Regions from separate parts of the Homo sapiens genome. Here region 2 is linked to region 1. Evidence: read pairs that join two places in POLR2A ChIA-PET (ENCODE). Cell type or tissue: Panc1. All regions are shown on one strand. Each heading gives the region's core, and the rest is flanking DNA. Links, peaks and the distances in the headings are about the cores only. Region 1 has its middle 10 kb from the start of S100A7. Region 2 has its middle 32 kb from the start of S100A6.

What was found. ChIA-PET counts read pairs that join two places held together with the same protein. Peaks named below come from ENCODE experiments on the same cell type or tissue, not always from the same donor. Only the 100,000 strongest peaks of a DNase experiment are listed, where the experiment ranks them.
Region 2: POLR2A ChIA-PET joins it to region 1 with 5 read pairs; 3 of 35 experiments call an interaction of 5 or more read pairs at or near these places.

The regions. Positions count from the first base shown.
Region 1 is chr1:153,447,915-153,453,295 of GRCh38, reverse strand. No RefSeq gene overlaps it. Among named protein-coding and RNA genes, the nearest start is that of S100A7, 10 kb to the left of the region's middle. In Panc1, for the core only: no CTCF peak of the experiment used is centred there; no DNase peak of the experiment used is centred there; H3K27me3 peaks cover 195 bases.
Region 2 is chr1:153,500,868-153,506,248 of GRCh38, reverse strand. No RefSeq gene overlaps it. Among named protein-coding and RNA genes, the nearest start is that of S100A6, 32 kb to the left of the region's middle. In Panc1, for the core only: no CTCF peak of the experiment used is centred there; no DNase peak of the experiment used is centred there; H3K27ac peaks cover 1,791 bases.

The sequences.
Region 1 (5,381 bases), core at 154-5,153:
AAAACTTAAAGCATAAAAAAAAGAAAAATTCAACCTTTGTTCTAACACATACCAGAGCAAGAATTTACTTGATTTAGGGTGATTAGTAGCTACTGTACGTTATATTGGTACTAAAGAGAAAGAATAATTGACAGCTGTATGCCCACACTCACATGACAGCTGATGTGAAAGAGATTCTGGAATTCCAAATGGTCCCAAGAAATTCTGATATTAAAACATTCCAATAATTTTTTTTTTTTTTTCAGACGAAGTCTGACTCTGTCGCCCAGGTTGTAGTGCAGTGGAGCAATTTTGGCTCACAGCAACTTCTGCCTCCCGGGTTCAAGCAATTCTCTTGCCTCAGCCTCCCGAGTAGTTGGGATTACAGATGTGCGCCACCACATCCGACTACTTTTTGAATTTTTTTGTTATTTATTTATTTATTTATTTTTGGAGACGGACTCTTGCTCTGTCGCCCAGGCTGGAGTGCAGTGGCGCGATCTTGGCTCACTGCAACCTCCGCCTCCCAGGTTCACGCCATTCTCCTGCCTCAGCCTCCCGAGTAGCTGGGACTACAGGCGTCTGCCACCACGCCCGGCTAATTTTTTTGTATTTTTAGTAGAGACAGAGTTTCACCATGTTGGGCAGGCTGGTCCAGTAACTTGTGTATATCGCATAAATATACCCAGAGTGTTGTGAGCTGTCCGTGGTGCTGAGTTCACTGTGCCGTCACTCCTGCCTCTCGTTGCTTTCTTCTGACTGACATTTATTCAACCTTCTCTACAGGAATCTCTTATATTCCCCCGCACGCAGGTGGTTTTTCAGTAGGCTCCTGAAGAGTGATCTTAACTTTCCAGGAAGAAAAGAGGGCAAAGGGAACAATGTGAAAAGGAGCAGAAAATCATAGAAGACCATGTGTTTGATAAACAACCAGATTGTTTCCACATTGTCACTATAACCACACCATGACAGCAGACTCGTATATGTCCCCTTATGGATCTGTGAGGTAGTTTCTTTGGTATTCATGCCCAGAAAAGGGGTTGATGCATCATAGAGAATACATATGTCTATATATTTAACTAAGTGTGAGGTAATATTTTATTGTTTTTGTAACTTGTATTTTACAAGAGTTCTGACCAGCACCAGATAAGCTTCAGTGCTCTCTTTTCTTTGGCCTCAATATTACTGGATTAAATAATTACTGCTTTTCACTAGGAGCATCATTTATTTACCATTATTTTCAATTTTATATTAAAACTCAATTTCTAGTAGAGTGGTTTCTTAGGTTCATTTTTCTATTTAAGTATTTTTTAAATCTTTTATTATTCTTTACCCTGTTTCAAACTAAATTAAAGCAGTTTATGTGAACCAACCGGCTTCTTTGGGAATTACATAGAAGAGCATGAGAGCCTTTATTTCATGCAATCCAACAATGTAACTTTAAAGAAATTTACAGTGGAACTCCAACTCATATCCACATTGCTCTATGCACAGTTAGAATTATAACATCTGAGCTGCATTTACTCTATAATGTGCAGCCACGGTATTTTGCCTATCCACTCCACCACGGACACCTTCCCGACCCTCATATTGCCTCCCACTCCTTACCATCACAAACAATACTATAAGGAACATCATTATATATATTTCCTTATGTATCTGTGCGAATATTTTTTGGAGTATATATATATTCCAAAAAATAGGCTACCTGGGACACAGATTCTATGTGTTCTTGGCTTGACTATTGTTTTCTTACCAACAGTAACAAGAGGTCCTATAGCTCAACATTACTGCCAATATGTCTGTTTCTGGCTTTGGAATATTTTTGTTGCAGACTAATTATCCCAATAAAACATATAAAAATATGAATAAAAATCAGAAAATTATCTGCTTCGAAGCAACAGAAAGCTACCAAAGTGACCAGGACTTGAAGGCTCTGGTTATCCAAGAGAAAGAAGACTCGATCAATGCACTGAACATTAAAGCTGCTTCTCTTCCTGAGAAATTTATCAGTTGTCAAGTAGTTTGAACAAAGAAGTTAAAAACCAAACAGAAAGTAACTTCTAAGAGACAAAGAAGATTGTTTGTGACTTTAATAGTCATTCAGGGCTGGTGAGATTAAAATTAGTGTTGAGGACTTCCAACACAGCCAGAACTTGAAAAGCCAAGAATTTAGATAAAAGAGAAGCAACAAATGGTGAGTCGATCACTCCAATTTTCTCCTCTTGCGGCATGCGTCTTTTCACAAGTTGTACAGGATAAGAGGTACAGCCCATCAGAATATTTTTGTTCAAAACCTAAATAGCTAATCAGAGCCTTTAGGAGATAAAAATCAGAGCTCAGAGTATTTCCAAGGTAGAGGTACCTTCTAAACATTTCAGGATTTCAGTTAGAACCCCTAAAGCGCTACTCCTAGGAATAAGTATATGGGTCAGAAATATAAATCCTAAAATTCAGTTTTGAATTAACTCTATCCCAGATTGGATTTAAATAATCTGCTACTCTAATTGCTTTCCAGAAGCTAAAGAAAATTCTCTGGAGGGAGAGAAAATCATCCATATCCTGAAATGAAAAATTTTCATTTTCAATGTTTAACATTCAAAATATTCAAGTACACCATGAGAGAAGATAAAAATAGAAAATCAGCTGGGTGCAGTGGCTCCCTCCTGTAATCCCAGCAATTTGGGAGGCCCAGGCAGGTGGATCACTTGAGGCTAGGAGTTCAAGACCAGCCTGGCCAACATGGTGAAACCCTGTCTCTACCAAAAAAAAAAAAAAAAAAAAAAAAAAAAAATACAAATATTAGCCGGGCGTGGTGGCATGTGCCTGTAATCCCAGCTACTTGGGAGGTTGAGGTGGGAGAATCGCTTGAACCTGGGAGGCAGAAGTTGCAGTGAGCCAAGATCTCACCACTGCACCAAAAAAAAAAAAAAAAAAAAGAAAGAAACTGGTAAAAAGAGAAAAATAGAAGATATAACAAACCCAGAGATGATAAGCCAGGCACAGAAAGATAAATATCACATGTTCTCTCTCATCTGTGGGAGCTAAGAAATTTGATCTCATGGAGGTAGAGAGTATAATGACGGTTACTAGAGGCTGGGAAAGTGGGTGGGTGGGGTGAAGGGACCCATATACTTATTCCTAGGAGTAGCACTTTAGGGGTTCTAACTGAAATCCTGGAATGTTTAGATAGTACCTCTACCTTGGAAATACTCTGAGCTCTGATTTTTATCTCCTAAAGGCTCTGATTAGCTATTTAGGTTTTGAACGAAAATATTCTGATGGGCTGTACCTCTTGTCCTGTACAACTTGTGAAAACACGCATGCCTCAAAAGGAGAAAATTAGAGTGATCGACTCACCATTTGTTGCTTCTCTTTTATCTAAGTGGGTAGAAACATACAGCTGTATAGAAGAAATAAGATCTAATGTTTGATAGCAGAGTAGGGCAACTATAGTTAACAACAGTGTATTGTATATTTCAAAATAGCTAGAAGAGAGGACTTCAAATATTCCCACCACATAAAAATGATAAATACTTGAGGTGATAGAAATGTCACACATGTACCCCATAAGTACGTACAAATATTTTATATCCATAAAAATTCTTTTCTTAAAAAAATTTGCTGTAAATGGAAGCAGAGAATTGAGAAGATCGCAGAGGAGAATGAAGTCAAAATAATTCTTTAAGGTCAGACAAATAACAGTATACTTGTACAGAATGAAAAGACCAGAAAACAGAAAAAATGATGGTGCATAAGAAAAAGAGGAGAATTTCTGTAGTGAGTGAAAAAAGCAAGGGGAATGGGATGTAGTGTAAGAGGACGGATGGACCTCTGCTGGGAACATAAAAAATTCATGGTAGTTGGGGGAAGGCAGAGTGTATGGCCACTGATTCTGATAAGAAGGTAGATGGGGTCATTGAAATATGCAAATACTCTCTTATTTGTATTGAAAGTGCAGTTGGATTAGTGGTCATGAATTTGAAGTGTGACCAGTCAACAAGGTAAGCACATTTTTTATCCAGACTGGTTTATCTGCAGAAGTGTAGGCAGAGTTGGATTTACCCAGTGTTGGCAATGATCATTCATAGCTGATACATAAGAAAAAGACACCCAGACATGTACTCTTGATAGTAGACAACCCCACATTTGAAGCAATCTGCTTTAAAAAACCTGAACCCTGAATATACTTAAGGCTCTAGATCTACCGAGTTACAAAGGGAAGAGAGAGGCTGAGTAATCTGTTAATTGACACCACATGGATGCAATCAGGAACTCCAGTCTGTAGGAAATTCTGCAGGAAAAATAACCCACTTTCTACAACAACAACAACAAAATGAAAGGAGAAAAAGAAGAAATTGAGAGTGAAGCTGCACATTTAAAAAGCCTTGGCCGGGTGCTGTGGCTCATGCCTGTAATCCCAACACTTTTGGAGACCGGGGCGGGCAGATCACTTGAGGCCAGGAGTTTGAGACCAGCCTGGGCAATATGATGAAAAACCATTTCTACTAAAGATACAAAAATTAGCCGGGTGTGGTGGTACATGCCTGTAATCTCAGCTACTCAAGAAGCTGAGGCAAGAGAATCACTTGAACCTGGGAGGTGGAGGTTGCAGTGAACGAAGATTGCACCACTGCATTCCAGCCTGGGCAACAAAGCAAAACTCTGTCTTGCAACGACAACAACGACAAAAACAAGAAAAACAACAAAAACAAACAAACAAAAAACCCCAGAAAAAACAAAAAACAAAAAGCCAAAAAAAAAAAAAAAAAAAAGAAAAAAGAAAGAAAACAACAACGAAAAGGTTTTAGAGCCGTATCAATCAGATATACTGTATGTAACTTATTTAATCTCTGGTTAAGTAAACTTAAAAAAAATCCATCACAACTGGAAAAATGTGAATATTGACAGGATATTTGATTATATTAAAGAAATATTATTAATTATTTTTAGATATGATAGTAACATTGTGATTATGGGCTTCTTAGGTTGTCCTTATCTTTTAGAAATACAAATTGAAATGGTTAGAGATGAAATTATATGAAGTTTGGAATTTGCCCAACAAAAACGAAGGATAGGAGTGGATGGTACTATAAGTGGAACAAGATGGTCATGTATTGACCATCATCAAAGTGGGCAATGAATACATATGGAGTTATCACACTATTTTCTCTATTCTTAATGTGTCTGAAAAATTACTTCATAATTTAAAAAAATTTAAAAGGATGAAATAAAGACATTTTCAGATATACAAAACTAAGACGACTTAACCCCCACCACACTCTTACTAAAGAAACCTCAAAAGCAAGTACAGTACTGCAAGTAAAGGGAAAACTACCCTAATGCACAAAGAATGATAAATAATGGAAATAGCAAACAAGTGAGTAATCATAGTTAAATAT
Region 2 (5,381 bases), core at 160-5,159, 53 kb before region 1:
TGCTATTCTCATGATAGTGAATAAGTCTCACGAGATCTGATAGATTTATTAGGGGTTTCCACTTTTGTTTCTTCCTCATTTTTCTCTTGCTGCTGCCATGTAAGAAGTGCCTTTGGCCTCCTACCATGATTCTGAGGCCTCCCCAGCCATGTGGAACTGTAAGTCCAATTAAACCTCTTTTTCTTCCCAGTCTTGGGTATGTCTTTGTCAGCAGCATGAAAACGGACTAATACACCATGTCAGGTAGGTATGCTGGAATTTCAATAAGACAAAGTTGAGAACGTGAGGGGAAACTTGGGGGCCTGTTCAGCAAACAGCCCCCAGGCTGACATCCTCTGGAATGTTCTGAGGAAATGGCATTCTCTGGGTCTTTTGCAACAAGTACCAACTTTACACAAATGACCCATCAGAGGGCTCTTTTTTCCAAGCCTCAAATCTAGCTCTTGTGATGATGTCACTCTGGCCACAATGATTATTGAAGAGGTGGGCACTACACTAAATTGGGCCAATCATGGCCTCTTCCTGGGGGAAGGATGTGAGGGAAAGAATGTCCTCTCTCCTTTGGATTGCTACCAGTGAATGACCAAAGTTGTGTCTCACACAGAAGCCCTCCTAGCATGCAAGAGAGTGCAAGATCTCCCAAGAAAGAGAGATGGAGCATCAATGGCATCTAGAAGCCAGGGGACATTATATGAGTTTTGGCATTTACCCCTGTATGATCCAGTGCTGTGAACTCTTTTCTCTTATTTTATTTTTCTTTTTTAGGGACAGGGTCTTGCTGTATTGCCTAGGCTGAAGTACAGTGCCTAGCCATAGGTGAGATCATAGCACAATACAGTCTTGAACTCTTGTGCTCAGGTGATCCTCCCAGCTCAGCCTCCTGAGAAGCTGGGACTATAGATGTGCATCATTGCACCCAGCTTCTCTCTCTTTCTCTTTCCTTCTTTCTTTTCTTTCTTTCTTTCTTTCTTTCTTTCTTTCTTTCTTTTCTTTCTTTCTTTCTTTCTTTCTTTCTTTCTTTCTTTCTTTCTTTCTTTCTTCTTTCTTTCTCTCTCTCTTTCTCTTTCTTTCTTTCTCTCTCTTTCTTTTCTTCCTTTCTTTCTTTTTCTTTCTTCCTTTCTTTCCTTTTTTCTCCTTCCTTCCTTCCCTCTCTCTCTCCCTCTCTGTCTCTTCCCTCTCTCTCTCTCTCTTTCTTTTTTTTTTTTGGATGGAGTCTCACTCTGTCGTCCAGGCTGGAGTGTAGTGGTGTAATCTTGGCTCACTGCAACCTCTGCCTCCCGGGTTCAAATGATTCTCCTGTCTCAGCCTCCTGAATAGCTGGGATTACAGGCTCACACCACCATGCCTGGCTAATTTTTGTATTTTTAGTAGAGATGGGGTTTCACCATATTGGCCAGGCTGGTCTTGAAGTCCTGACCTCAGGTGATGTCCACAAACCTCGGCCTCCCAAAGTGCTGGGATTACAGGTGTGAGCCACCACACCTGGTCAGCTTCTCTTTTTCTCTGAAGTGAGTCTTAGTAGAGGAGTTTTTCCCCTCAAAATATCTAAAACACTAAGACATCCCTTCAGAAGCCCCCACGTTGACACTATGTCATAGCAACATGTACCCTTGGTGACTCTCCTCTGCCTCACTATTCGAGTCACTGTCCTCTGCCCACACTTGTACCACTGCTTTCCACCAACACACACACACCTGGGGAAATGGAAAGATTAATACTGTATTAAGATCATTTTTCCCACTTGGCCCTGCAAATGACTCTGGGAGGTAGGTGGGTTGGGCAGGTTGGGTTTACCCCTATTTTGCAGGTAAGGAAACAGAGGCTCAGGGAAGTGAAAAGCTGTGGCCATGCCTCAGGGCTGGTGCCAGGGCTGAGTTGCAAACCCAGGTGATCTGGTGCCAGGCTGAGATGGCAGTGCCACTGTGAGGCAGTATGGCATTGCAGAAGGCAGCAGGGAGTTAGACTTTGACTTAGAAAGAGCAGCTAACTTCTGTGAGACTTAGTTTCATCAGCTGAAAAACTAGTGTTTTAGTCTGTTTTTTGGTGCTTCAGAATACCTGAAACTGGGTAATTTATAAAGAAAAGGAATTTATTTCTTACAGTTTTGGAGACTGAGAAGTCCAGGGTCAAGGGGCTGCATCTGGTGAGGGTCTTCTTGCTGGTGGGGACTCCCTGCAGAGTTCTGAGGCAGCACAGAGCATCAAGTGGTGCTGGGGCTGAGTGCGCTGGCTCAGGTCTCTCTTCCTCCTCTTATAAAGCCACCAATCCCACTCCCATGATCACCCATTAATCCGTTAATCCATTTATCCATGAATGAATGGATTAGTGGATTCGTGGGGCTAGGGACCTCATGACCCAATCACCTTTTGCAGGCCTCATCTCCCAGTACTGCCACACTGAAGATTAAATTTCAACATGAGTTTTAGGGAGGCCAAATATTCAAGCCATAGCAATGGGATACAATTATCTATCCTATAAAGCTGCCTTGAGTCTTAAAAGAGAGCTTCCAATTTAAAAGGCACCTGGCCCACAGACCGTGACACCATCATATTCTTGTGAAATGGCTCCTGAAGGTAGGGAGTAAGGCAAAATGTCTACACTACCCAGCCCAACAAACAGCAAGCACAAGGAAATATGAAGACCCTGGGTCAGTGCTCTGCGCTCCGTTCTCTCTTAGACTAGTTTCTACAGCCCGTGAAAGTGTGGGAGGACACCTGGTAACTGCGCAGTAATTTGCACACTTGAGTGGGCACTGGGATCACCGGAGGGCTTGTTAGAACACAGATCTCTGGGCCCCTATCCCAGAGGTCCTAACACAAGCAGGTCTGTGGTGGCCTGAGACTCTGTATTTCTAGTAAGATCCCAGGTGCCGTTGTTGCTGCCGTTCTGGGGACCACATTTTGAGAACTGCTGTCCTACAGGGTCTGCTCCTGGGAGGGCCCAGAGACAGGGTGTGGGGATCCCTTTGTGTTTTCTCTCCCAACCAGGCTTCACTGAATGGTTTCTGGAGCCCGTCCTGCATCCAGGCAGCTGGACCAGCGTCACTGGCAGCTTTAGTGAATGCGGTTAGTGAAGAACCAGAAAAAACAGGTGTCACACTTTTGGTGCTTGAATTTTTTTTTTTTTTAAATTTTTGAGACGGAGCTGACTCACTCTGTCATCCAGGCTGGTGTTCAGTGGCATGATCTCGGCTCACTGCAACCTCTGCCTCCCAGGTTCAAGCGATTCTTCTGCCTCAACCTCCCGAGTAGCTGGGATTGCAGGTGCGCACCACCACACCCAGCTAATTTTTGTATTTTTAGTAGAGACGGGGTTTCACCATGTTGGCCAGGCTGGTCTCGAACTCCTGACCTCATGATCCACCTGCCTCGGCCTCCCAAAGTGCTGAGATTACAGATGTGAGCCACTGTGCCCGTCCTGGTGCTTGCATTTTAAAAAGCCAGGGTAGAGGTGCAAGATAATAAAGATTTGGAAGCATATGTAAGCGTTCCCTAAGCTTCCTACCATGACCCCAGCCAATCCATATGGGACGACTGGTGGGGGCAGGAGCTGAGAGCACTGAGCTCACAGAACAGTTCTAGCCCTGAGATGGCCCTCCCAGCACTGATCAGTGCCAGCAGGAGGAACATAGGGCCTGGACACTTCACTGAGCCTCCCATCCCACCCACCAAAGGCCCACATGGGTGGTGGGGCCTGGAAACCGAGGGAGGTGGTGGTGCATGGAAGGGGTAGTCTTCCATCCCCTGCCCCAACTTGGGCAAGATGGAGCTTCCTGGCTACATAGGGTTACTACCAAACAGACAACTCCTTGTAGGGCTTATTTTATTTTATATTTTAATTTAATTTAATTTAATTTAATTTAATTTAATTTAATTTAATTTAATTTAATGTTAGTGTTTGCCTTCCTATCTGCCTATCACTATAAGGCAGCCAGAGCCCTGAGCTCTTCCTTGGTCTTCCCAATATTTCTGTATCTAACAAGAGAATAAAGGATCATTGGGCAGAAAGTAGACGTAAGAGAGAAGAAAGAGAATACTGGGAGTGGTGCATGGCACCCTCATTGTTACAATAAGAGTAGCTCCTAACAGTGTCCATCAACATTGCTGGATGTCAGTCACAACAGGCATGGACAGCAGGTAAATAGCCACAACAAATGCCAACTTTCTCTAGAGCTGTAGCATCTACCACATAGATTTTGTGTAGACCAAAAGGGCTCTCTGCAACCCAGGCAAAATGTATAAAAACACAGATATGCCTAGACACTCTCAGGCAAAAGTATTGCTCAAAGGAAAATAAAAAGATTGCCTATAAAAGAGCAATTCAAGTGAATCTCATATTTCTTAGAAGTTACAAATAAGCAAAATCTTCAGTTTTTGAGGAAAGAAAAGGTTGTGCCTCAGAATTGCATAAACATAATTAAGCAGCTAGCCATCTGTGAGGACACCAGAAAAATATCCCTAGATATACAAAGGTCCCTAATATTCTCTTCTTGAAGTAAAGAATCATGTTCTCTTCTTGAAGTAAATTACTTCAAGACTGGCTAAAAGATGAATAAAAATTTTAAGAATTCTGGAATGGTGACTTAGAATTCTTGATGGTAAACCAATAAAACTGGTTAAACATACTGTTAGATCTAAATAATTGAAATATAATAATAAAATTTACTGTAAGCTTAAAAAATAATTATTTCAAGAAAAAATAAAATGAAAATACAATTAATTAGCAATAATCAGGCTGGGCCCTGTGGCTCACACCTGTAATCCCAGAACTTTGGGAGGCCGAGGTGGTAGGATCACCTGAGGTCAGGAGTTCGAGACCAGTCTGGCCAACATGGTGAAACCGCGTCTCTACTAAAATACAAAAATCAGCTGGGTGTGGTGGTGGGCACCTGTAATTCCAGCTACTCGGGAGGCGGAGGCAGGAGAATCGCTTGAACCTGGGAGGTGGAGGTTGCAGTGAGCCGATATTGTGCCACTGCATTTCAGCCTGGGCGACAGAGCGAGACTCCCTCTCAAAAAAGAAAAAAGAATTAGCAAGAATCAGAGTTTAAGTCACAAGCCATATTGCTGGACACCAGTAAGTAGCAAGCAGATTGAGAAAGAGTAAAAGTGTATTAATTTCCTCATTTTACATGAGGAGAATAAAAGGATATACATTTATTCTTAATTTTCAAGATTAGAATAATATTTGTAAAAATGTTTTTGAAAATCTTTAAAGTACATGCAGGGAAAATGGAGAGAAAAATATGTTTTCCAAATAACCAGAGCATCTGATAAAACAAAACAGGACACATAAAATGAAAGCAGAAAGCAAAGGAAAGGGTGAGGAAGTATTAAAAAGAAAAACAGGCTGGGTGTAGTGGCTCACACCTGTAATCCCAG